Regions from separate parts of the Homo sapiens genome. Here region 2 is linked to region 1. The links are chromatin loops, found by intact Hi-C in ENCODE. Cell type or tissue: PC-9. All regions are shown on one strand. Each heading gives the region's core, and the rest is flanking DNA. Links, peaks and the distances in the headings are about the cores only. Region 1 has its middle 16 kb from the start of EDN2. Region 2 holds the start of LOC128125817.

The links. Hi-C counts contacts between places; a loop is a spot of excess contacts. Peaks named below come from ENCODE experiments on the same cell type or tissue, not always from the same donor. Only the 100,000 strongest peaks of a DNase experiment are listed, where the experiment ranks them.
Region 2: it touches region 1 in a loop (8-fold over the local background); 1 of 110 quality-filtered maps calls a loop at or near these places.

Annotation. Positions count from the first base shown.
Region 1 is chr1:41,498,654-41,503,036 of GRCh38, forward strand. No RefSeq gene overlaps it. Among named protein-coding and RNA genes, the nearest start is that of EDN2, 16 kb to the left of the region's middle. RefSeq lists an enhancer at 3,808-4,308. In PC-9, for the core only: no CTCF peak of the experiment used is centred there; DNase peaks (open chromatin) are centred at 338, 1,948 and 2,358; H3K4me3 peaks cover 340 bases; H3K27ac peaks cover 2,486 bases.
Region 2 is chr1:41,624,647-41,629,029 of GRCh38, forward strand. HIVEP3 (HIVEP zinc finger 3) reads right to left here. Exons shown (of 9, transcript NM_024503.5): 3 at 4,103-4,301. It overlaps LOC128125817, which reads right to left and starts at 4,170. Exons shown (of 2, transcript NM_001415000.1): 1 at 4,103-4,170. The coding sequence starts at 4,170. In PC-9, for the core only: no CTCF peak of the experiment used is centred there; a DNase peak (open chromatin) is centred at 2,545.

The DNA.
Region 1 (4,383 bases), core at 80-4,079:
CCTGTAAATCTCTGTGGTCATAGATTCTTCTGATTTCCCAGCAAGGAAGACTGCTCGGTGTGGCCCCTAACATCTCGCACTGTAGCCTAGAGAGCGGCAGAGCCCTGCCACATAGCATGGCTGGGGAGGTAGAACCTGGCCTCTGCCCCCGGTACAGAATGGTCTCTGAGCCCTTTTGACCTCCAAGTCTCAGAGACTCTGAGGACACAGGGTGACAGGAGAGACTGGAGCAAGCAAGTATCTGCACGTGCCCCACCCCCTGCAACTACACAATTCCTGGCACTCACGGGCCCCGCCTTGGCCTGGCACGCCTGCTTGGGTTTCTGCCCGTGTGGTTTCCCCTTGGCCTTTCTATCACGTCCGCTGGCAGAGCATCCCCAGCTGTCTGCATTCCTGTGCCATGAGGACGGCCACCTTGGGGCCAGGCCTGGCTAGGACGCCCCCTGAGAGTGGAAGCGTGTGTGCTGGCCAGGATGTGCAGGGACATAGCTTCAGGCACCTGCTTCTCCATGCTTGTGCATGGCTGTGCCCGTGTGTCCGTGTGTGCATAGGTCTGTGCATGCATTGGCAGGTATGCACAGAGTGGACACAGACAGCTGTGTGGATACACATGAGTGCCATGCAGTGGAGGCCTATGTGGGAGGAAACATACAAGCTCCTGGGGGCCCCACGGGCCTGTGAGTGGGGACCTGCACTCATGCATGATGGTGAGGCACGCATGTTTCCCATACCTGAGGGCCCTTGCATATGTGAGGGTCATGTACCCAGGTGTGGCCCTTCTCAGGTCAAGCTCACAGCCACAGGAGGAAGTTGGAGGAATTGAAAGAAGGGGGTCAGGATGAAATCAAACGCAGAGAACCCATTTGCCCAGCAGAGCTGGAAGCTTCCCACATATTCCCCTATTTACTCTCATACCAATCCCTGGAGGGATAAATGCGGGAGAAATGGCCCTCTCTGAGCCTCTCTGTTTGAAGTTAGGGTTAGGGTTATGGCTATTTGAGGCTCAAAGAGGGACCAGTCACTTGCCCAAGGTCACACAGCCTGTAAGTGGTGGAGCCCCTGCCAACTGTGTGTCTACCTGACTCTAGAAGCTGTCAGTCAGGGAAGGGAGGCAGAGGAGCTGCTGCCAGGGCCTGAGAACAGCAGAGACCTGTCCACTGTGTAGCCCAGGGCCCAGCAGGTCCTTTGGAAGATGAGAGCCTCTGAGTGGCCTACCCAGGCTACGTGCACCCTGGACCCCAGCTGCTACAGCTGGTTACTATTCTAATAAACATGTGTAGCCGTTGCTCTGTGCCAGGCCCTGGTGTAAGTGCTTTGCACACAACAATGCATCTAATTCTCTCTAATGCCCTAGGAGGCCAGTGCTATTATTATTCATTATTATTATACTATGTATAAGATTTATATTATGTGATATGTAATAATAATTATTAATAGACTATTATTATTCTTATTTTTAGAGATGAGAAACTGAGGCACATTAGGTAAAGTAACCTAACTGAAGTCCCACTGCTAATACCTGGCACAGCTGGGATTCCAGCCCATGCAGCTTGGCTCCAGGGTCCGAGGGCAGCCCCCAACACATGCCACTCTGACTGGCATCTCCTTGTGCGTGAGACAGAACCCGACCTCACCCTCTTTCTGCTGGGTGGTCTCTACATTCAGGCCCAAGGAAGTTGAGGGCTGGGTGCACCAGCCTCTTACCTCACAGACGGGGAAACTGAGGAAACTGTGTCTGTACTGGTATAGTGCCTGGGCCTTCAAAGGTACTCCCGGTGCCCAAGCAAGCGCTGACTTTGTCTGTTCCTCACTTGCTATGGGAGTTGAGACAAGTGCTTGCCCAGTTCCCAGGGAGAGCAGGTAGGAAGGAAGTCCTGAGAGGAGGCGGGGCAGGCCTGGCAGCGGGCACTGCGTGGGCAGGCCAGTGAAGGCGAGGCTGGGCCAGGGCTGAAGTCAAGGCTCTGGAGCCGGTTTTCCCAGGCTGTATCTGAGTAATCCTGTGTCTATATTTATCTCCTCCTTTCCTGGGTGAGCAAACAGAGCCTGATGCCAGCCAGGCCCGCCAACGCCCCCCCCCCATGCCAGCACGTTTCCTTCACCTGTAGGGTGGCCCTGGAGAACACCGCAGTCTTGGCCCTCAGTTCAGCTTGGCCTATGTAGGACACACAAAAGGGTGCTTGAACCCAGTGGCTTCTGTGAAGAATCTAATTGTCAGAGGTGGCCAGGGATTATCCAGTCTGGGTTGCTGCAGACATGGGCAGTCATAGCCTGGGCAGTGTCGGTGCATTGGAGGCCTGGGAAGCACCCTCTACTCTCAGCACTCAGGAACAAAGGGTCCTCTTATCTCAGATGTGTCAGACATGCCTTTCATTCCCGCATTCACACGTTGCTCTAGATGTTGGTCCCATTTCCCTCCAGGATGGTAAATTCCAAGAGAAGGTCTGCGTGCCCAGAGGTCTAGAACACAGGCTCTAGAGTCAGACTGCTCTGAAGCTGGATCCTGGCACCCTGACCTTAAGCTAATAACCTCTTCATGACTCTATTTCCCTGCTTGTTAAATGGGACCCAATACTTCCTACCTTCCAGGGATCATATGAGTGTTAAGTTAGAGGCATTATGCGCTGACAGATTGGATGGGCTGTGCTGGGGAGGGGCTGTCTGTCCCCACCTGCAGGCCACAGGGGACATACACACATGGCTCTCACAACAGGCACACACTAATGGATACCCCTACTTTTGAGAGGAACATGCGGCCTGAACCCAGGGTGGATTAAGTGGGTTGGAGCTTGATCCCTGGGAAGACCCCAGAAGTTGCAGAAGCCGGATACTAACTTTGCTGAGAGCCTCTTCAGAGGTGGAGGAGGCAGGCTAGGTGGCCATTGTCAAGAGATGATGCAGCGTGGACCAGGCCTAGGTGTCATCACCCTGGACCCTCGCCAGGATCACCATGGCTAGCTAAGCCCCTGCCCTGACTCTGGCCTCTGCCCTGGTGGTGCCACCTCCCTGACCTTGGAGCGGCCTGGGTCTGGTGCACGTGCACGGCAGGCCCATCTGCTCCCAGGCTGGATTAGGCAGAGTCCGAGGACGTGCCGGGCTGGCAGGCTCAGGGGCGGGGCGGGCGCTGGTGCTGGGGCTGCCCTATGCCAGCTCAGGCCTGGGCTGTGGCAAAGCCTTTTATGGCTCTGGCGGAGAGCTCAGCCGGCAGCACCCATTGGCTGGACTGGCACTCCCAGCTGGGGCTGCCCAGCCCCAAACCACGGGTAACTAGAGACGCCGGGAGCAGGTGGATTAGCATGCCCGCCCGCCCGCCTGCCCGCCCGCCCCAGGGCTGTTCTTTTCCTTTCCTAAAAAGGCAGAGCTGGGCAGGAGAGACGGACAGTTGAACTCAGGCCTGGGGTAGAGGAGGGATGGGTGGGGTGGTGCAGGTGGCTTTGTTGAGGGATCGGGAATCACAGCCCTGACCTTGGGCCAAGCACTTCCCAGCTCTGGATGTCAGTTTTCTCATCTGGAAGGGAAGCAGTAGGCAGCGGGGTCCCCCTGAAGTAGGTGATGCCTGGAAAGGACCGAGGAATATGCATGTTGGGGTCCCCCAGCCCCAACCCAGGTTCCAGGGCTGCTTAGTAGCAAAGAGGCCCAGATTCTCTTTCCATAGGAAGCTAACCACTTCCCAAATATCGGGACCTGGTTTCAACTCCTGGCCCTGACACTTACCATGATGTCCTTGGGAAAGCAGTGTCACCACTCTGGCACCCTGAACCTGGGCAAATAACTTCACTGTGACTCAATTTCCTTGCGTGTTAAATGACGCTGATACTTCCTACCTTCCCACTCTAGAATAGATAATGAGGTTATAAGGCATCTCCTCCCAGGGTCTCCTGAGCAGTGCCCATAATGAATCCCAAGAAGCACAGCCCCATCTGCACCCTCTTCACCTGCTCTCTGTCCTCCACCAGCTCTTCCTTCTTCTCTGCACTCCTGCCCATCTCAGGCTGGCCCATCCTATCTACAGTGGCCCACACCCCACCGGAGTCTCCAGGACAGAGTGTGGCCTCCAGGTTCTGAGCCCAGAGAGGACCCAGGCCTAAGGGTGAGTGTAGGATCCCCGAGTCCTGCATCCCCAGCCCAGACTTGGACTTGGACCCAGACAAAGCTTGGTGAAGGCCTCAGCAGCAGCCAGCAGTGGCCACCACCCTCTGAGGCTGGGGTCAGGGGGACAGGTGAGTGGTCCTGCCACTTGCCAGGGTGTGATCTTGGGCTCTCCCCTTCATCTGCAAATGGGAGTGTGCACCCTGTCCTAGTCCACTCCAAATGGGAAAGTGCTTCATGAACCTCAGAGAGCAGCCTGGGAGGCCTGCTGGCCAGCGATGTGTGAATGATTGGTGG
Region 2 (4,383 bases), core at 232-4,231, 130 kb after region 1:
GATTATCATGAAAATATCATAAATGATTGTGGGGCTTCCTGTCTGACTTATGTGTGTAATAGGAAGGAATTCAAGCAGTTGTTGGATATTGTCACTGATGCAAACCAGAATTCCCTTCTACTCCTCCCCAAATGCCCAGATAATGTTGAACTGAAGACCATTCTGTGGCTTTAAGGCAAGCTGTTAACAATCTGTCACCATTCACATCATGTTATGGATGTTGATTTAGAATTCCTTGGCCAGGCGCGGTGGCTCACGCCTGTAATCCCAGCACTTTGGGAGGCCGAGGTGGATGGATCACAAGGTCAGGAGTTTGAGACCAGCCTGGCTGACATGGTGAAACCCCATCTCTAATAAAAATACAAAAATTAGCTGGTGTGGTGGCATGCGCCTGTAAGCCCAGCTATTTGGGAGGCTGAGGCAGGAAAATAGCTTGAACCTGGGAGGCAGAGATTGCAGTGAGCCAAGATCATGCCATTGCACTCCAGCCTGGCTGACAGAGCGAGATTCCAACTCAAAAAAAAAAAAAAAAAAAAAAAAAAAAAAGAATTCCTTAATACTTTGCAGTCAAGCCAAACGAAACAAGAAAGAAAAAGGAATATTAGATATTGCAGCTGATAAAGCAAGCAATACAATGATGATCTAGGGCAGAGGTCAGCAAACTTCTTCTGTAAAGGGCCAAATAGTAAGAACTTTAGATTTTGTGAAACAGACAGTCTCAAGCAGCCATAGATAATGCATTTAAAAAACGGTGTGGCTATGTTCCAATAAAACTTTACCGAATCAGGCAGCAGCCTGGATTAGGCCCACAGGCAAGTTTGCCAATTCCTGATCTAGAACCTCAGATTTCAATGTGTTTGTGCATCAAAACAGAGGTGTCGCTAATAACATAATAAATATAACGTTCATAATAAATAATAAATAAATGTCAAAAACTAGACAGCCAGGTGTGGTGGTCCATGCCTGTACTCCTAGCTACTCAGGAAGCTGAGATAGGAGGATCCCTTGAGCCCAGGAGTTTGAGGCTGCAGTGAGCTATGATCACACCACTATACTCTAGCCTGGGCAACAGAGCAAGACAGTATATATCAAAAATAAATAAATAAAGTCTTTTGCATCTGACTTAAATTAGACTAAGTCTAAATGGCAATAATTTGGAGATAAGAAATAAGAATAAAAATGAGAATTTTTAAACAATGTTAAAAATTTGAACTTAAAAAATAATGTATTCATAAACCATCATTTTAACCTGTTTTATATATTGACATTCCATGCAAGATTTGGCTTTTAAAAATAGCTTCTAAGACTATAAAAGTTTGAAAACTGCTCAAGTTTCTCATTGCTGAGAAATTGCTTCCATATCCATTTTCAAATGAGATCTGTCCTCTAGCTTCTCATTCAGAAAGCACATTTATTCTGGAGAAAGCCCCACTTCAGGCCCCTTCTGAAGAGTGGCTGTGACTCCATGTTTCCCTGCCCTCAGTAATTCCACACATAGCTGTGCCCAAGCCTCTGATGGTGCTGATGGGCCACCCCGCCCTCCCCAGCACCGGGGCGTTTGCAGCACTGCACACCTCTGTCTTGTTCGGATGCCATATATCCCAGCTCCTCCCTGGTGGCTGGGAGGGCCGTGCCAGCAGTGGCCGTGATCACCTGGACTCCAGCAGCACCAAGTCAGCACCTCATTAATCACAGGCACTTTCTTCCCCAGGGAGAACACAGGCAGAGGCAGGAGCCAGGTTTCTCGCTGGAACTGACAGCTCATTTCCCTCTGGGCAAGTCCCATACTCTACAGATTCTTCCAAGCAGCTGGCTGAGCCCACACGGACAAACAAAGAGTCTGGGCACGAAGCGGGGGGAGGGGAGGGAAATGCCAAGTCTGCAGAGGACCCCCCATCTGTACTCCCTGGACAGTTCCCCCATGTATCTGGCTTGCATCTCTCAGAGGGCTCTGCTTCTGGACTAGTTCAAGTATCTGTTGTACACCTCATGGAATGAACCCAGATCCTGTCCTGAGACTGCTCATGAGACCCCTAAATGGCTGTGATAGGCACAGAAGGAAACAAGTGCTAAGTTGAGGTACCAGGAAGTGCCCCAGGATGCCGAGCCAGGGGCATGCTGGGGCATTACAGCATGATCGATTCCTATGAACATGTGGACATTCCTGGGGAAGGGGTCATCCTTGGAGCTGTCATTGCTCTTCTTCAGGAAGCATCTTGGTGGAGAAAAAAGTGCTGGGTCTTTTGTAACCAGAGGCTCTGCCCCTTACCATCTGTGTAGCTGTCTTTAAACTACTGAACCTCTCTGTGCTCAGTTTCCTTATGTGCACAACAGGGGCAACAGGACCAGACTCACTGAGGTTTGGGAAGGACTCGAACCTGTCTGTAAAGTACCAACCATGTGGGCAGCAGCATCGGTCCCCGTGCTTCAGCCTGACCTCAGGGACACAGCACTGGGGCCAGAGGGCAGGGCATGCAGATGGCACAGGGCTGCAACTGGGAGAGCAGGGTGGTGGCCCAACTGCCCACACACGCCAGAAGGGTGACTCACGTTTGGGAGGTCCTTGTTAACGTGGCTGGCAACATTCTAGGGGCCTTCCCCAGCAACCCTGCGAGGCAGGTATCACTACCAGCCTCATTTTGCAAGTGAGAAGGATGAGGCAGAGTTGGAGCAATTTGCCTCTTAAACCAGTAAGTGCCTCACACAACCACTAAGAGTCGGGGCTGGGATTTGAACTCAGGGTGGGTCTACACTGTTAAGTACCACAACAAACATCCCCTCTTAAAATGAGGCTCCAATGCCCAGTTCTTCCTTGGAATCCAGGGAACGATTCCTTTACCTCCTCAGGAGAACCCTGGTCTAGGCCTAGGGCTGGTAGGCCCAAGCTGTCATACTGTGGGCAGAGACACAGGCTCTAGCCACCCCGAAGTCCAGGCAGCAACAGCGATGCCATCTCTGAGGGCTGCCTGTGGCCCCATCCCCTTCTCTATACAGTGAGGAAACTTCAGCTTTCAGAGAAGCGAAAGAGTCACTGCTCCTGGCATGCCAGGCTGGGAAATGTTGCCTTGGAAATCTCAGCTGGGCCCACAGACCCAAACACAGGCCCCCAGAAGGAGGCCCTGGAGTCCCCAAGCCTTGGCTGCATCAGAATCAATGTAGATTCCTGGGTCCCCAACCCCCAAGAGTCTGATGCAGAGGGCACAGGTAGGCCAGAGAACTCCCTCCCTCCGTCCATCCCTCCCTCCCTCCCTTCCTTCCTTCCTTTGTCATACCAGGCACCCTCTTTCTAATCCCCAGCTCTCTGGGTGATTCTGGCTCTCCACACCAGAGAAAACATCCAAGGACTTGTTCTTGACCCAACAAGCTTCTAACACTGCACACCTAACCTGTACTGAAGCCTGAACATCTAGCCAGAAACCACAGCACATACCTGAAGATCTAAATGCATATATAAACATAAGCTGATACCAGGCCTCTCCCCAGGCTCATTTGATCACTATTTCGGGAGCTGGGGCCCTGCTATTGAAATTGCTGAAATTCCAAGAATCATTGCCCCAACCCTGACATCTTTTCAATTCTTCACAACTTGGGGGCAGGTGGGGTGAGAAAGGGGACTGAAGACCTGCTGCTATGTCTCTAACTCCCGTGGTGCTCCTCTGACTAGGCATTGGGTGGGCAGTGGTGGTCTTCAGCAAGAACCATTATGTAGGAGAAGAGGGTAGACCTCTGGCTATCAGGAGCACACAGTTGGACTGGCTTGTGGAGGCTGTGGCCCCTGGAGAGGGGGCTGTGGCCCTTTGAGAGGAGCTGTTGTGTCCTTTGCCAGGACAGAATGGAAACTGAGGTACTGGGAGGGGGCGGACTGCATTTCATGGGAGACAGCATGGGAAGCAGTAGCCAGTTGCTGGCACTCAAGGTCTCTACTCCTGACCAAGGAAGGTTGAGGACTTTCACAACAACTTTCACAGAGGCACCAGAAAGGCAACGATAACACTAATAATAACAATAATACATTTTTCAGAGGAAGAACTAAGCAAGCTCATGCAAGACAGACCAACATGGCGCCTGGCAAGCATATTCAGCAACAGCCCCCATTTCCTACCTGTGCTGAAGGCACCACTTCCGATGACCAAAACTGAAACGCTGTTCTCTCTGAAAGCCAGCATTCATGTCCACTCCTACGGCAGCCACCCTCCACCTAGGCGCCGCTCTTCCCACCAGAGGGGCGGGCTTGCTTGGCCAGGACCCCGCGAGGCTCCTCCATGAACTAGGTTGAGGCTGCTGGGTTTGTGCCTCGAATCCTGCAGGAGATGATTGAGAAACATGGTCAAAGAACTTTCTTGGTCAACTTTTTTAGACACAGAACAATCCCTGCCTGGTCCC